Regions from separate parts of the Homo sapiens genome. Here region 2 is linked to region 1. A link is an interaction called in ENCODE POLR2A ChIA-PET data of the cell type or tissue named here. Cell type or tissue: PC-3. All regions are shown on one strand.

What was found. Peaks named below come from ENCODE experiments on the same cell type or tissue, not always from the same donor. Only the 100,000 strongest peaks of a DNase experiment are listed, where the experiment ranks them.
Region 2: POLR2A ChIA-PET joins it to region 1 with 6 read pairs; 6 of 35 experiments call an interaction of 5 or more read pairs at or near these places.

The regions. Positions count from the first base shown.
Region 1 is chr10:102,764,767-102,772,766 of GRCh38, reverse strand. The region is part of intron 1 of WBP1L (WW domain binding protein 1 like); the gene reads right to left. Among named protein-coding and RNA genes, the nearest start is that of WBP1L, 25 kb to the right of the region's middle. In PC-3, no CTCF peak of the experiment used is centred here; a DNase peak (open chromatin) is centred at 3,216; H3K27ac peaks cover 2,626 bases.
Region 2 is chr10:102,686,063-102,694,062 of GRCh38, reverse strand. It overlaps ARL3 (ARF like GTPase 3), which reads left to right. Exons shown (of 6, transcript NM_004311.4): 4 at 4,120-4,170. Among named protein-coding and RNA genes, the nearest start is that of ARL3, 24 kb to the left of the region's middle. In PC-3, no CTCF peak of the experiment used is centred here; no DNase peak of the experiment used is centred here.

The DNA of each region.
Region 1 (8,000 bases):
AAAACCCCATCTCTACAGAAAATACAAAAATTAGCTGGGCATGGTGGCACATGCCTGTTGTCTCAGCTACTCGGGAAGCTGAGGTGGGAGGGACACTTGAGCCCAGGAGGGAGAGGTTGCAGTGAGCCAAGATCACACCACTGCACTCCAGCCTGAGCGACAGAACGAGACTCTGTCTCAAAAAAAAAAAAAAAAAAAAAAAAAAAAAGGGCCGGGCATGGCTCATGCTTGTAATCCCAGCACTTTGGGAGGCCAAGGCAGGCAGATCACCTGAGGTCAGGAGTTCCAGACCAGCCTGACCGACATGGGGAAACCCCATCTCTACTAAAAATAGAAAAATTAGCTAAGCATGGTGACACATACCTGTAGTCCCAGCTACTTGAGAGACTGAAGCAGGAGAATCACTTGAACCTGGGAGATGGAGGCTGCAGTGAGCTGAGATCATGCCACTGCACTCCAGCCTGGGCGACAGAGCGAGACTGTCTCAAAAAAAAAAAAAAAAAAAAAAAGGCCGGGCGCAGTGGCTTACGCTTGTAATCCCAGCACTTTAGGAGGCAGAGGCGGGTGGATCACGAAGTCGGGAGATCAAGACCATCCTGGCTAACATGGTGAAACCCCGTCTCTACTAAAAATACAAAAAATTAACCAGCGTGGTGGCGGGCGCCTGTAGTTCCAGCTACTTGGGAGCTGAGGCAGGAGAATGGAGTGAACCCGGGAGGCAGAGCTTGCAGTGAGCTGAGATTGTGCCACTGCACTCCAGCCTGGGCGACAGAGCGAGACTCCGTCTCAAGAAAAAAAAAAAAATGTTGCAGATTAACAACTACTTATGGCCCCAAGCAGCATCTGAGATATCCTTCTACCGAGGCAGTCTCCTCCTCTGCAATTCAGAGAACCCCCAGAGATAGTACTGCTGGAAATACTACCCTTTGGATTCAGATTAACTTTTTTTTTTTTTTCTTGAGACAGAGTCTCACTCTGTCAACCAGGCTGGAGTGTGGTGGCACGATCTTGGCTCACTGCAACCTCTGCCTCCCAGGTTCAAGCGATCCCCCTGCCTCAGACTCCCAAGTAGCTGGGACTACAAGTGTGCGCCACCACTCCCAGCTAATTTTTGTCTTTTTATTAGAGATGGGGTTTCACCATGTTGGCCAGGCTGGTCTCGAACTCCTGACCTCAACCAAAGTGCTGGGATTACAGGCATGAGCCACCATGTCTGGCCTCAGATTAACTTTTTAAATTTTTATTTAAAATTTTTTCTGTCATTATAGATGAGGGCTTCCTATGTTGCCCAGGCTGGTCTCGAACGCTTCACCTCGCCTCCTTATGAGCCAGGACATCAGGACTGAGCCACCGTGCCTCCCTAAAATTTTATTTTAAATAGGGAGTCTTGCTATGTTACCCAAGCTGGTCTCGAATCCCTGGCCTCAAGCAATCTTCCCACCTCAGCATCCTCAAATGCTGACATCACAGGCACGAACCACTGTGCCGTACCGGATTAATTTAAGACATACTGCAAAAACATACATGCTCACAGCTACCTGAATTCATTCTTTTACTGTAGAAAATTTGTTTAAGTATCTTTTGGCAACATTTTTGTAGGCAGTCTATATATTTATAATCTTTAAATTCTGGGGTGGGGTAGGGGAGAGATAATCATTTGTTCAACCCTGACCATGAGCCAGACTCCATGCTAAGTATCTCACAGCCACAACAACCCTATGATGTGGCTATTACCATCCCTATTACTCAGTTACAGAAATGGAGGCAAATGGGGTTTATGTAACTTGCCCAAGGTCACACAGCTGGCTGTGAGACAGCAAGGATTTGAGTGAAGACTCTGGCTCCACAGGCTCTTTCCTTTATGAACACACAGGCGTCAGCTATTAGAATATCAGAAGTTACAAACAAGGAAAAAACAAACAGCAAAAACCAGAACTGAGGGTCAGGTGAATGTTAAGCAGACAGGCAGGTCCCTGGTCAGCGCTCTGGAACCCTGTTTATGAGACTGCCATGCACACTGGATATGATGGTGGTGTTCTGGAGTGTGAAGTCAGGGTCCTAGGGTCCTTCTGACCCACTTTGGAAAGCAAGGTTCTATGAGGTCAAAGACTGGGAAAGCCCTAAAGTTCTCATCTGTTCCTAATGCACAACAGATCCACACACAAGGAATAGGCTGGAGACCTTCCTAGGACATGGCTCTTGGGAACCTGGTGAGCTGTTCCCACACCTTTGCCATCTGGTCAACTGAGGCTGACGGCGACTAGGGCTGAAGGTCTAGGGGTATCTTATTTTACAATCAAGGGATCTGAAGAAAGAGAGTTTGTCAGAACAGGACAGTAACTGCCAGGCTTCTAGGGTAGGAGATAATCTCCAGGCGTAAGGCCATTTTATTTCCAGGAGCTTTGAGCAGAGGCTGCTGGGCAGACACAGAATGTCTAAGATAAGAGATCTTTCTTATCTTTCTCCGGTTTGGGCACGCACCCATTTAAATGCCTCAGAGTTCTAACTCAAGAAAGGAGAGAATGAATACTAACTCAAACCTCAAACCAACATGAGTGTCACAACAAAAGTTAAACTGAGACATCTTCATGTCATGGGTGTGAGGCTAGGCATTAACAAAAGAATCCTGAAGTAATAATTTTGGGGAATGCAAGGGGATAAATCCCAAACCCAGAACTCTGCCAGGCAGAAACACTATAGGTTGCTTAACTGCTAGAAACCAAGAACACTAGCTTTATCTATGTCCTGGGGCTGGACAAAGGCAGGCATGTAGCAGGCCTGCTGAGGCAAGAAAACACACACCTCTCCTGCTTCTGGGCAGGACAAGGCGTTTTACAAGTCACAGAGCTTATCTCTTCCACAAGGTATCTATAAAAACCCATGGTGCTTTCCTACTACTGAGTCTTTCAGGAAAGAGAGTTAGGTAAACGGTTCTTAACTGCAGTATGTAATCCTTTGCTAAACATCAAATCATGTATTTCAGAGAGGGAAGATTCCAACAGATGGTGACATCTCATATTTTACACAGTGACGTTAGGTAACTCGTTCAAGGACACACACCTAATAGGCAGTGCAGCCAGAATCTCAACCAGGTCTGTATGACTCCAAAATGGCTTGGACACATATGCAGATAGGATTTTGATATTAATCGTCACTTCCCCCTTACTTGTGACCTGATATTTACAGTTGCATCCAGTCCACCCAGGATGTGCTGTGGGGATAACAAAGATGTACTGTTGGATGAATCAGTCTTGCCCTGGAGGATTTATTTAGTTAGTTACACAGAAACAAACATACGCACTCTATGATAAACATGGTGAGGCGAGGGACAAACACAGTCACACAAGAGGAGCTCAAAGAAGAGATGCTGGATGATCCTCTCAGCTTCCAGTAAAAAAAAAAAAAAGAAAGAAAAAAGAAAACAAAGAAGGGATGCTGTTGAGGGACAGAATGGCCAAAGAAGGTTTTTGTTTTCAAAGAAAATTTTATCAAGAGCTGAACACAGTGGTTCCCCAACACTTCAGGAGGCTGATGTGGGATGATCACTTGAGGCCAGGATTTCAAGACCAGCCTGAGCAACATAGGGAGACCCTGTTTCTACAAAAATTAAGAAATTAGCCAGGCATGGCGGCGTACACCTTGTAGGTTCAGCTACTCAGTAGGCTGAGGCAGGAGGATCACTTGAGCCCAAGAAGTTGAGGTTGTAGTGAGCTGTGATTATACCACTGCACTCTAGCCTGGGTATCAGAGTGAGACCTTTTCTCTTGAAAAACAAACGAGGCCAAGCGCAATGGCTCAAGCCTGTAATCTCAGCACTTTGGGAGGCTGAGGCAGGTGGATCACGAGGTCAGGAGATCAAGACCATCCTGGCTAACACGGTGAAACCCCGTCTCTACTAAAAAATACAAAAAATTAGCCGGGCGTGGTGGCAGGCACCTGTAGTCCCAGCTACTTGGGAGGCTGAGGCAGGAGAATGGCATGAACCCGGGAGGTGGAGCTTTCAGTGAGCCGAGATCACACCACTGCACTCCAGCCTGGGGGACAGAGCGAGACTCTGTCTCAAAAAAAAAAAAAAACTGGCCGGGCGCGGTGGCTCACGCCTGTAATCCCAGCACTTTGGGAGGCCGAGGCGGGTGGATCATGAGGTCAGGAGATCGAGACCATCCTGGCTAACAAGGTGAAACCCCGTCTCTACTAAAAATACAAAAAAAAATTAGCCGGGCGCGGTGGCGGGCGCCTGTAGTCACAGCTACTGGGGAGGCTGAGGCAGGAGAATGGCGTTGAACCCGGGAAGCGGAGCTTGCAGTGAGCCGAGATTGCGCCACTGCAGTCCGCAGTCCAGCCTGGGCGACAGAGCGAGACTCCGTCTCAAAAAAAAAAAAAAAAAAAAAAAAACAAAAAACTAATGCCAGGCGCAATGGCTCAAGCACTTTAGGAAGCCAAGGTGGGTGGAACATCTGAGATCAGGAGTTCAAGACCAGCCTGGCAAACATGGCAAAACCAGCCTCTACTAAAAATATAAAAATTAGCCGGGCATGGTGGCACATGCCTGTAAACTCAGCTACTTGGGAGGCTGAGGCAGGAGAACGAATCGCTTGAACCCAGGAGGCGGAGGTTGCAGTGAGCCGAGATCATGCCAATGCATGTCAGCCTGGGCAACAGAGCAAGAATTCGTCTCAAAAAGCAAACAAACTAAAAAACCCCAAAGAGATGGATACTGAAATAATACGTAGGGTTTCAGTGGATAAAATGAGCACACTACGCAGAGCAGAGCATGAATAAAAGTATGGAAACAAGGACGCATGGGGCATACGTCCAAAGGCAGAAAAAGATGACGCAAAGATTAGTTGGGGGTAGAATGTCAAGGCCCTACACATGTACACATCTAATGAGTGAGTATCTTTGACCAGCACAGTTTTTCTTTCTGATGATTACAGTAGCAGCATGAATATCAAATATAGGAATTTCTATTTTAGTGGAGTATTTTAGGCCCTCATTTTGCTTGTTTGATATTTACTACTAAAATATGGTCAATCTTGGAGTTGATTTTGTTTTATTGCAGAGGTTGGGGGAGGTGGAAGGAAGATACAGATGAGAACTTTGGGGCTTTCCCAGTCATTGACCTCAACCTCACAGAATCCTGCTCTCGGTCTCCAAAGTGGGCCAGAAAGAGTCCTAGGTTCCTGACTCCACCCCATGTCATTGGTGCAGCCTCAGTCTTTTATTTTTTTTGAGAGACAGGGTCTCATTATGTTGCCCTGGCTGGGGTGCAGTGGCTACTTACAGGGGCCATCATAATACACTGCAGCCTCAAAATCCTGGGTTCAAGTGAGCCTCCCACCTCAGGCTCCTGAGTAACTGGGACTACAGGCATGTGCCACTGCACCCAGCTTTAAATGGAAAGAAATAAAAGTAGCAGAAGCTGAAACTGGTTTGCAACAGCTTCCTAAGGTTTCTGCCTCTTGCCTCCCCACCCCCCAAACAAGAAAATCATTTTGTTGTTGACAATCACTGCAGAAATATTTATTACTTTCGTAGGCTGCACAACAATTCGCTGCCATCTCCAGAATGTGCAGGGGTCTCTGAAACTCAACACTGTCAGTGGGCCTTCACCAATAGTTAATGGGCTCTCACTGGATCTGCAACTTGAGCTTCATCAAGTACAAAGTAGCCTTGTTTGTTTTCATATCAAAATGCTAGGTTCGTGTTTTTCCTACCCTGGAAACAGTTTAACCCCAACCATACTGGCAAGTAGCCAAGAATTACATGAAAATCAGCAGGCTGCAGCTCATAGCTATCTCCAGATACATTTCATGCCTCCTCACAATTGCTCTCCAAACCAAAGATCGGAATAAGAACAAAAGGAGGGATGTAGATCACACCAACTACATGAAACACACTCAGATGAAATTTGTTTTTTGCTTTTTTTTTTTTTGAGACAGAGTCTCGCTCTGTCGCTCAGGCTGGAGTGCAGAGGCGCAATCTCGGCTCACTGCAACCTCCGCCTCCTGAGTTCAAGCAATTCTCCTGCTCAGCCTCCCAAGTAGCTAGGACTACAGGCTCGTGCCACCATGCCCAGCTAATTTTTGTATTTTCAATAGAGACATGGTTTCACCATGTTGGCCAGGCCGGCTTTTTGTTTTTGAGACAGGATCTTGCTCTGTCACCCAAGCTGGACTGCAGTGGTGCGATCATGGCTCACTGTAGCCTCCAACCTCGCAGGCACAAGCAATCCTCCCACCTCAGCCTCCCAAGTAGCTGAGACTACAGGCGTTTACTACAATGCCCAACTTATTTTTTTTCCTTTTTTTTTTTTTTTTTTTTTGAGACAGAGTTTCGCTCTTGTTGCCCAGGCTGGAGTGCAATGGTGCGATCTCAGCTAACTGCAACCTCCGCCTCCCGGGTTCAAGAAATTCTCCTACCTCAGCTTCCTGAGTAGCTGAGATTACAGGCATGCGCACCATGCCCAGCTAATTTTTGTATTTTTAGTAGAGATGGGGTTTTTCCATGTTGGTCAGGCTGGTCTCAAACTCCCGACCTGAGGTGATCCGCCTGCCTCGGCCTCCCAAAGTGCTGGGATTACAGATGTGAGCCACTGCACCTGGCCCTGGCTAATTTTTTTTAATCTTTATAGAGGCAGGGTCTTCCTATGTTGCCAAGGCTGGTCTCGAACTCCTAGGTTCAAGTGATCCTCCTGCCTCGGCCAGATGTAATTTGGAAAGAGAACCATTAGGAAAATTAAGCTTCCAGGTCTCCACCAATCTGATTTCATCTTTCACTGTTATTTAAACTTTGGGTGAGATAAAGAGAGACATGGTCTATATTAAGTGGGAATGTGGGTACAATGGTGGCTGACCCAAGAAAAAGGCTAACAGCAAGGTCATTTTATGACAGACATCTCAACTCTCTCTGAGTCCTTAGAAGCAGTTCTGGGTGCTCTAAGCATTCTCACTGTCCAGAAAGCAATCATCTTGGTTGTGCTTTTATAGGAAAATCCACTCACTTCTTACATGCAACTCATAAACTCAACAAAGCCATTTCACACTTTATGTTTTAGATATTTCTTCTCAGCCCTACCTTCTCCTCTAAAGTAAGCAACTTAGGGGTAAGATGTGAAACGTTCACTTCCATATCCCTCACAGGACCAAGCACGATGCCTTGCACAAAGCAGGCCCTCAAGAAAAGATCGTCACATGAATGAAGAGATAAAGACGTGACTAAAGAGAGGATCCTGGCTGGGTGTGGTGGCACATGCCTGTAATGCCAGCACTTTGGGAGGCCAAGGAGGGTGGATCACTTGAGCCCAGGAGTTCGAGACCAGTCTGGCAACATGGCAAAACTCCATCTCCACAAAAAAAATACAAAAATTAGTCGGGCGTGATGGCACATGACTGTAGTCCTAGTTGCTGGGGAGGGTGAGGTAGGAGGATCAACTGAGTGTCCAGGGAGGTTGAGGCTGCAGTGAGCTGTGATCACACCACTGCACTCCAGCCTGTGCAAGATCCTGTCTGGAAAAAAAAAGGATCATAAAAATGAAGCTAAAATATAGCTGAATCCCTAAACATTAGTGCTGGTAACACCTGCCTGGTCATAGAAACCTGACAAACAGCTAAGAGGTCAGAAGAGCACCTGCATGTTCTCCAAGCTCATGAAGTCTGATGCGGCAAAGCCTCCGTGTGTCTCATTATCTGTACATCTCTCATTTCTCAGCTGAGGAATTTAAAGCACTTCAATCATCTCAAAAGCAAAATTCCCTTTCTCAAAGCAGAGCTGGGCCATGGTCTAACTCCCTAGCAATCGTTTTTGGATTTGGAGAAATAGAAGGAAGCTGCTCCTGGTTTTGTCTCTAGGTCATGAGATACCTCCATTAGCAACACCTGGAAGTTGTCTCTTTTGCATAAAGAATTGTGAAAGTTAATAAGGTCTGGCTGGAAGCACAGCTCATGGCACCGTGCCTTTCCTCATTTCCTGGATCTTACATAAATCAAATATTATGTCCT
Region 2 (8,000 bases), 79 kb after region 1:
TGAGCCGAGATCACACCACTGCACTCCAGCCTGGGCGACAGAGCAAGAATCCATCTCAAAAAAAATAAATAAAAATAAAACTTCTGGAAGCTGGATTTGGTGGCTCATGTCTGTAATCTCAGCCCTTTGGGAGGCCGAGGTGGGAGGATGCTTCGAGTCCAGAAGTTCAAGACCAGCTTGCACAATATACTGTGACCCTGTCTCTACAAAAAATAAAAAAAAATTAGCCAGTCATGGTGATGTGGACCTGTAGTCCCAGCTACTCGGGAGACTGAGGTGGAAGGATCACTTGAGCCCAGGAGGTTGAGTCTGCAGTGAGCTGTGATCACTACTGCACTCCAGTCTGGGTGACAGAGTGAGACTCTATCTCAAAAAAATAAATAAAATAAAACTTCTGCTCTGCAAAAGAGACTGCTAAGAGAATAAAAATACAAACCACAGACTGGGAGAAAATATTTGCAAAACACATATATGTTAAAGTAGTTATATCTAAAATATACAAATAACTCAAAACTCAAGAATAAGCAAACAACTTGGTTTTACAAATGGGCAAAAGATCTGAACAGACACCTCATCAAAGAAACAGATAAGCATATAAAAAATGTTCAGTATTATATGTCATTATGGATTTACAAATTAAAACAGCAATAATATGGTACTACATATTAATACCTACTAGACTGGCTAAAATAAAAAAAAAACTGACAATACCAAATGCTGATACGGATGTAGAGCAATGGGACTCCTCTTCATTGCTGGTGGAAATACAAAATAGTACACCCACTTTGGAAGACAGTTGGTAGTTTCTTACAAAGCTAAACATAGTCTTAGCATACAGTCCAGCAGTACTCCAAGATATATACCCAGTTAGTTGGAAATTGATATTCCACACAAAATTCTGCATAGGAATGTTTATGGCATCTTTATTCCTAATTGCCAAAACCTGGAAGCATCCAAGATGTCCTTCAATAGGTTAATAGATAAACAAACTGTGGTACACCCGTATAGTAGAATATTGTTCAATGATAAAAATACATGAGCTATCAAGTCATGAAAAGACACAGAGGGGCCGGGTGCGGTGGCTCATGCCTGTAATCCCAGCAGTTTGGGAGGCCAAGGCGGGCAGATCACGAGGTCAGGAGATCGAGACCATCCTGGCTAACACGGTGAAACCCTGTCTCTACTAAAAGCTGGGCGTGCCGGCGGGCGCCTGTAGTCCCAGCCTACTAGGGAGGCTGAGGCAGGAGAATGGCATGAACCCAGAAGATGGAGCTTGCAGTGAGCCAAGATCGCGCCACTGCACTCCAGCCTGGGTGACAGAGCGAGACTCTGTCTCAAAAAAAAGAAAAAAGACACGGAGGGCTCACACCTGTAATCCCAGCACTTTGGGAGGCTGAGGTGGGTGGATCACCTGAGGTCAGGAGTTCGAGGCCAGCCTGGCCAGCATGGCGAAACCCCATCTCTGCTAAAAATATAAAAATTAGCCAGGTGTGGTGGCACATGCCTGTAATCCCAGCTCCTCGAGAAGCTGAGGCAGGAGTATCGCTTGAACCCAGGAGGCAGAGGTTGCAGTGAGCCGAGATCACACTACTGCACTCCAGCCTGGGTGACAGAGCGAGACTCCGTCTCAACAAAAAAACAAAAGTGTATACATGTTTCAAAAGCTATAGACTCCTTTTTCCTCTTTCAATCATGAGTTAGGAAAAAGCAGGTGGCTGAGAGAAATTACATTCCTATCTGTTCATCTGCTGGATTAAGGTATCTTGAAAGAAATACCCAAGGAAGAGAAGTATATAAAGACATTAATGATTGTAAGTCTCCATAAGGAGGTCTCAGAAACTTTCTGGTCTCCAGGTAAGGGTAATTTTAAATCATAAGCTCTAACAGCTTGAGGGCAGACTGCAAGTTGGTTGTAATATAATGTAACCCTGGATTCCACATTCACATGATCTGAGAGTACCTGGGAATTAACGTACAATCCAGCAAAAATCGGTTCACAGCAACACTAGAGAAGCTTCCTCCAGCTGCATCCTTGTACTCGACACTAGTACAAGATAATAGTTTGGATTGAGAGTCAACCTTTCATTATTTTCCAGTGCTGTTTGAGATTAAACAAGTATGAGGGAGGAACTGAGTCCCTGGGATTAGATTCTAAGGCCTTGTGACTCACAGCCCTGTCTGCCAGTTTTGTAGCAGCTTAGAGTGAAGGTGGTGGATGGGTTATATTTGTCTATGTTTAATAGTCTTCCATTGTTGGTTGAAAAAGACTTATTACGCTAGACTCCACACTGCCTAGAAGAGCAGGCTTGAGGCTTGACACAAGAGTTGCCTGGTTCATTCTTTCCCATTATCTCTAGAGTACCGTAATCAAATCTTGCTTTATAGAGCAGGTCGACAAATTGATCCAGGCTGCCTCCAGTTTTTGTACAGCCTTCAAGCTAGGAGTGGTTTTTACATTTCTAAGTGGTTGGGGAGAAAAACGCCAAAAGAATAATGTTTCACAACATGTGAAAATTATATGAAATTCACATTTCAGTGTCCATGAAGTTACTTGGAACATAGCCACATACATTTGTTTACAGATTTTCTGTGGTTGCCTTCTAACAATAACAGGAGCGTTCAAGAGTTGTGAAAGAGATTGTATGGAAATCATCATTCTCAGTAAACTGTCGCAAGAACAAAAAACCAAACACCGCATATTCTCACTCATAGGTGGGAATTGAACAATGAGATCACATGGACACAGGAAGGGGAATATCACACTCTGGGGACTGTGGTGGGGTGGGGGGAGGGGGGAGGGATAGCATTGGGAGATATACCTAATGCTAGATGACGAGTTAGTGGGTGCAGCGCACCAGCATGGCACATGTATACACATGTAACTAACCTGCACAGTGTGCACATGTACCCTAAAACTTAAAGTATAATAAAAAGAAAAAGAGAGATTGTATGGGCCACAGAGGCTAAAATATTGACTGCTGACCTCTTACAGAAAAAGTTTGCCTACCCTTGCTTTGGAGTATTAAATTAAATGGTTCTCTAAACTGTGTCTGGTGGTGCATGCCTGTAATCTCAACTACTCAGGAGGCTGAGGTGGGAGGATCCCTTGAGCCCAGGAGTCTGAGACCAGCCTGGGTAACATAGCAAGACCCCATCTCAAAAAAAAAAAAAAAAAAGAGGTTTGAAAGACTAAGAGTAACTCCTAGAAGTACCAGAGTTATTCTTAGGGAAGACGACATTGAGAACATCTGACATGAGCTTTATTAATTTGAGGGTTTGTCTAAGAAATAAAACTTGAAGTGTGATGGAAGGGAGGGGATAGGGTATCTTCCATTTCTCTTTAGGCCGAGAAATAATAACAGCCTTTTGACAGATATAAATGTCTTTTCAAGATATATTCATGTTACTACTAATCATTTACTGTATTATTATTAATATCAGCTTTGTGTTTAAACTTAACATAATTTAAACAAAGTAGGCCAGCCACAGTAGCTCATGCTTGTAATCCCAGCACTTTAGGAGGCTGAGGCAGGTGGATCACTTGAGGTCAGGAGTTCGAGACCAGCCTGGCCGACATGGTGAAACGCCGTCTCTACTAAAACTACAAAAAAATTAGCTGGGCATGGTGGCGTGTGCCTGTAGTCCCAGCTGCTGGGGAGGCTGAGGCAGGAGAATGGGGTGAACCCAGAGCCGAAATCATGCCACTGCACTCCAGCCTGGGTGACAGAGCAGAGCAAGACTCTGTCTCAAAAAAAAAAAAAAAAAAAGGAAAATAGTGAAATCTATATTGTAGAGTTGTAATGAGGGTTAATAGAGTAGACCTAGTAATGTTTAGTGACAACATCAAGTGCCCATTAAATGTAGCTATTTTATCCCACTTGGTTTTCCTAAATCCTAGACTTTGGAGCATTGCTGAAGGTATTTTCTGGGCATCCCTATTTAATTAATTTGTGTATTTGTTTGTTTGGCCTTCATAAATGAGATGAGACTCACCAGTCAATTTCTGTATGTTGTGCTAATTGGAATATGCTGATTGGGGATCACCTGCTCCTTTTGCAGAAATTGCCCTGTCTTTTCCATCTCTGCTCACTGAAATAACCTTCTTCTTTTCCTTTATAGATATATGTAATCGACAGTGCAGACAGAAAAAGATTTGAAGAGACGGGTCAGGTAAATAATTCTTTTTTATATCAAAGTTCTTATATATATATATGTATGTACTTTTTTTTTTTTGAGACGGAGTTTTTGCTCTTGTTGCCCAGGCTAGAGTGCAATGGCATGATCTCGGCTCACCCCAACCTCCGCCTCCCAGGTTCAAGCAATTCTCCTGCCTCAGCCTCCCGAGTAGCTGGAATTAGCATGCACCACCACGCCTGGCTAATTTTGTATTTTTAGTAGAGAGAGGGTTTCACCACATTGGTCAGGCTGGTCTTGAACTCCCGACCTCAGGTGATCTTCCCGCCTCAGCCTCACAAGGTGCTGGGATTACAGGCGTGAGCCACCACGCCCAGCCTAGTATATTTTTTAAATACTAATTCTTCTGTTGAGATAGTTCCCAAATAACTGGGTATTCATTAATCAACCTTGTAAATGTGTGAGAGTGAGGGAGGTTTTTGTTTTGTTTTGTTTGTTAACCTTTACAGTTCAAACAAGACAGTTATTCTAGCAAGCAGGCAAAAATACCAGTTGTCTGAAATTAGTTGAGAGTTCTTTAAACAGTTTTTTTTTCCCCCCTCCAAAACGGAGTTTCACTCTTGTCACCCAGGCTGGAGTGCAATGGCACAATTTCAGCTCACTGCAACTTCAACCTCCCAGGTTCAAGTGATTCTCCTGCCTCAGCCTCCCAAGTAGCTGGGATTACAGGCGTGCGCCACCACGCCCGGCTAATTTTTTTGTATTTTTAGTAGAGACAGGGTTTCACCATGTTGACCAGGCTGGTCTTGAACTCTTGACCTCAGATGATCCACCCACCTCAGCCTCCCAAAGTGCTGGGATTACAGGCGTGAGCCTCCATGCCCAGCCTAAACAGTTTTCTAATTAAAGCTTTTTAGCTTTAATCAAATTGAATATATGAGATACAGACAAGTGGAACTTAGCACCATGCCCAAAGGCTCTTCAGGTTTTTTCCCAGGCCATGTGAAAACGAACCCAGAGGAACAAGTCACTTCTCATTTTTATTTACATTTTTCAATACCTACTTAATTGATTCAGGGGTAACTTTGACAAATCTGAAAGGACAGGAAAAAATGCACATGCCAAGGGCTGGGTGCGGTGGCTCGCGCCTGTAATCCCAGCCCTTTGGGAGGCTGAGGTGGGCAGATCACTTGCAGTCAGGAGATCAAGACCATCCTGGCTAACACAGTGAAACCCTGTCTCTACTAAAAACACAAAAAATTAGCCAGGTGTGGTGGCACGTGCCTGTACAGTCCCAGCTACTCTGGAGGCTGAGGCAGGAGAATCACTTGAACCCACTGCAGAGGTTGCACTGAGCCGAGATTGTGTCACTGCACTCCAGCCTGGGTGACAGAGTGAGACTCCCTCTCAAAAAAAAAAAAAAAAAAAAGTTTTTTAAAAAGTTATCATTGCAGAGTCCTTGGCCTGTGTCCTAAATGACCACAGGTGGCCTTCCAAAGGTAGCAGTTCTCATGTTTATGTCCCTTTTTTTGAAATTGAGTTGAGAACTCTCCAGACTTCTGGAAACAACCCACCACCCTTCCATACCCTGATGATTTCTGGATTATCACTCATGTGAAATGAGCTTGGAGGTGGAGGGGGTCCTATGTAGTCATCTGCCTCTTGATCCATACAGTTCTCTTTGAAAGCCCATGTGTTTTAAGTAGCTAAAATGTGGATTTAATGAGGAAAAGGTGGGGCCTATCATTTAAGTACATATACACCCTTTCCTATAGTTTTTGTAAACAAAATCACATATAGTTTAGACCCCAACCTATAACCTAAATATCAGGGACCTTGCCAGATGGACCAATAAAGTTATTTTAGGATGTAGGTTTGATGAAATGTGAAGCATGTGCATGCATGTTTTAGAGATAGAGATTGATGAAACAGAATTATCTCTAAAGTAATTGTCATTTTCAGTTTAAATTTCATACACACACACACATACACACACACACACGCATTGAAAGTTATTTGCAGGTAATAACCTTGGGTAAGTTTTGAATCTCAAACCACTTCTTGTCTTCTCCCTTGAATGATTTTCTCAAAAGTGTTCTATGGGCCAGGTGTGATGGCTCATCGCTATAATTCTAGCACTTTGTTAGGCTGAGGCAGGAGGATCCCTTGAGCCCAGGAGTTCAAGACCAGCGTGGGCAATATATCAAAACCCTGTCTCTACAAAAAAAAATTTTTTTTTTCCAGGCAGAATCTCACTCTGTCACCCTGGCTGGAGTGCAGTGGCATGATCTTAGCTCACTGCAACCTTTGCCTCCTGGGTTCAAGCAATTCTCCTGTCTCAGCCTCCCAAGTAGTTGGGACTACATGTGCCCACCACCATGCACAGCTAATTTTTGTATTTTTAATAGAGACAGGGTTTCACCATATTGGTCAGACTGGTCTCGAACTCCGCCCACCTCAGCCTCCCAAAATGCTGGGATTACATGGGTGAGCCACCGCGCCTGGCCAAAAAAAATTTTTTTTTAATTAGCTGGGCATGGTGGCAATCACCTGAGGTCCCAGCTAGCTGATCAGGAGGCTAAGTTAAGCATTGCTTGAGCCCAGGAGGTTGAGCCTGCAGTAAGCTGTGATCGCACCACTGCACTCCAGCCTGGATGACAGAGTGAGATATTGTCTCAAAAAAAAAAAGTGATCTGTGAATCATCTGTAGCGGAATCACTTCAGGAGTTTGCTAAAAATGTGGATTCCTATGCCGGGCGCGGTGGCTCACGCCTGTAATCCCAGCACTTTGGGAGGCCAAGGTGGGGGGTGGATCACAAGGTCAGGAGTTCAAGACTAGCCTGGCCAAGATGGTGAAACCCCGTCTCTACTAAAAATACAAAAAAAATTAGCGAGGCATGGTGGTGGGCGCCTGTAATCCCAGCCACTTGGGAGGCTGAGGCAGAGAATTGCTTGAACCCGGGAGGCGGAGGTTGCAGTGAGCCGAGATCGCGCCACTGCACTCCAGCCTGGGCAACAGAGCAAGACTCGTCTCAAAAAAAAAAAAAAAAAAAAAAAAAAAAGTAAATTCCTGAGCCCTAGCTCAGACTTTCCAAAGTCAGCATCTCTGGGTTGGGCCCAGGAATCTGCCAGGGGAATCTTATACAGGTTCAAGTTTGATAATCAGACTGAGCACGGCGGCTCACACCGTAATCCCAGCACTTTGGGAGGCCAAGGCGGGCAGATCACTTGAGGCCAGGAGTTCAAGACCAGCCTGACCAACATGGTGAAAACCCATCTCTACTAAAAATACAGAAATTAGCTGGGCATGGTAGTGTGCACCTGCAGTCCCAGCTACTCAGGAGGCTGAGGGGTGAGAATTGCTTGAACCTGGGAGGTGAAAGGTTGCAGTGAGCCGGGATTGCGCCACTGCACTCCAGCCTGGGCGACAGAGCGAGACCCTGTCTCAAAAAAAAAAAAAAAGAAAGAAAAAAAAAAGTTTGAGAATCACTACTCTTGAAAGTTGCTAGTTGATCAGCTTAACTGTTATTTTTTTTTCTGATTAGAACTGCATGGTTGTCCGGGCATGGTAGCTCACGCCTGTAATCCCAGCACTTTGGGAGGCCGAGGTGGGTGGATCACCTGAGGTGTGCAGTTCTAGACCAGCCTGCCCAACGTGGCAAAACCCTGTCTCTACTAAAAATACAAAAATTAGCTGAGTGTGGTGGTGCATGCCTGTAGTCCCAGCTACTCAGGAGGTTGAGGCAGGAGAATCACTTGAACCTGGGAAGCGAAGGTTGCAGTGAGCCGAGATCACGCCATTGCACTCCAGCCTGGGTGACAGAGTGAGACTCTGTCTCAAAAAAAAAAAAAAAAAAGTAGTGTAT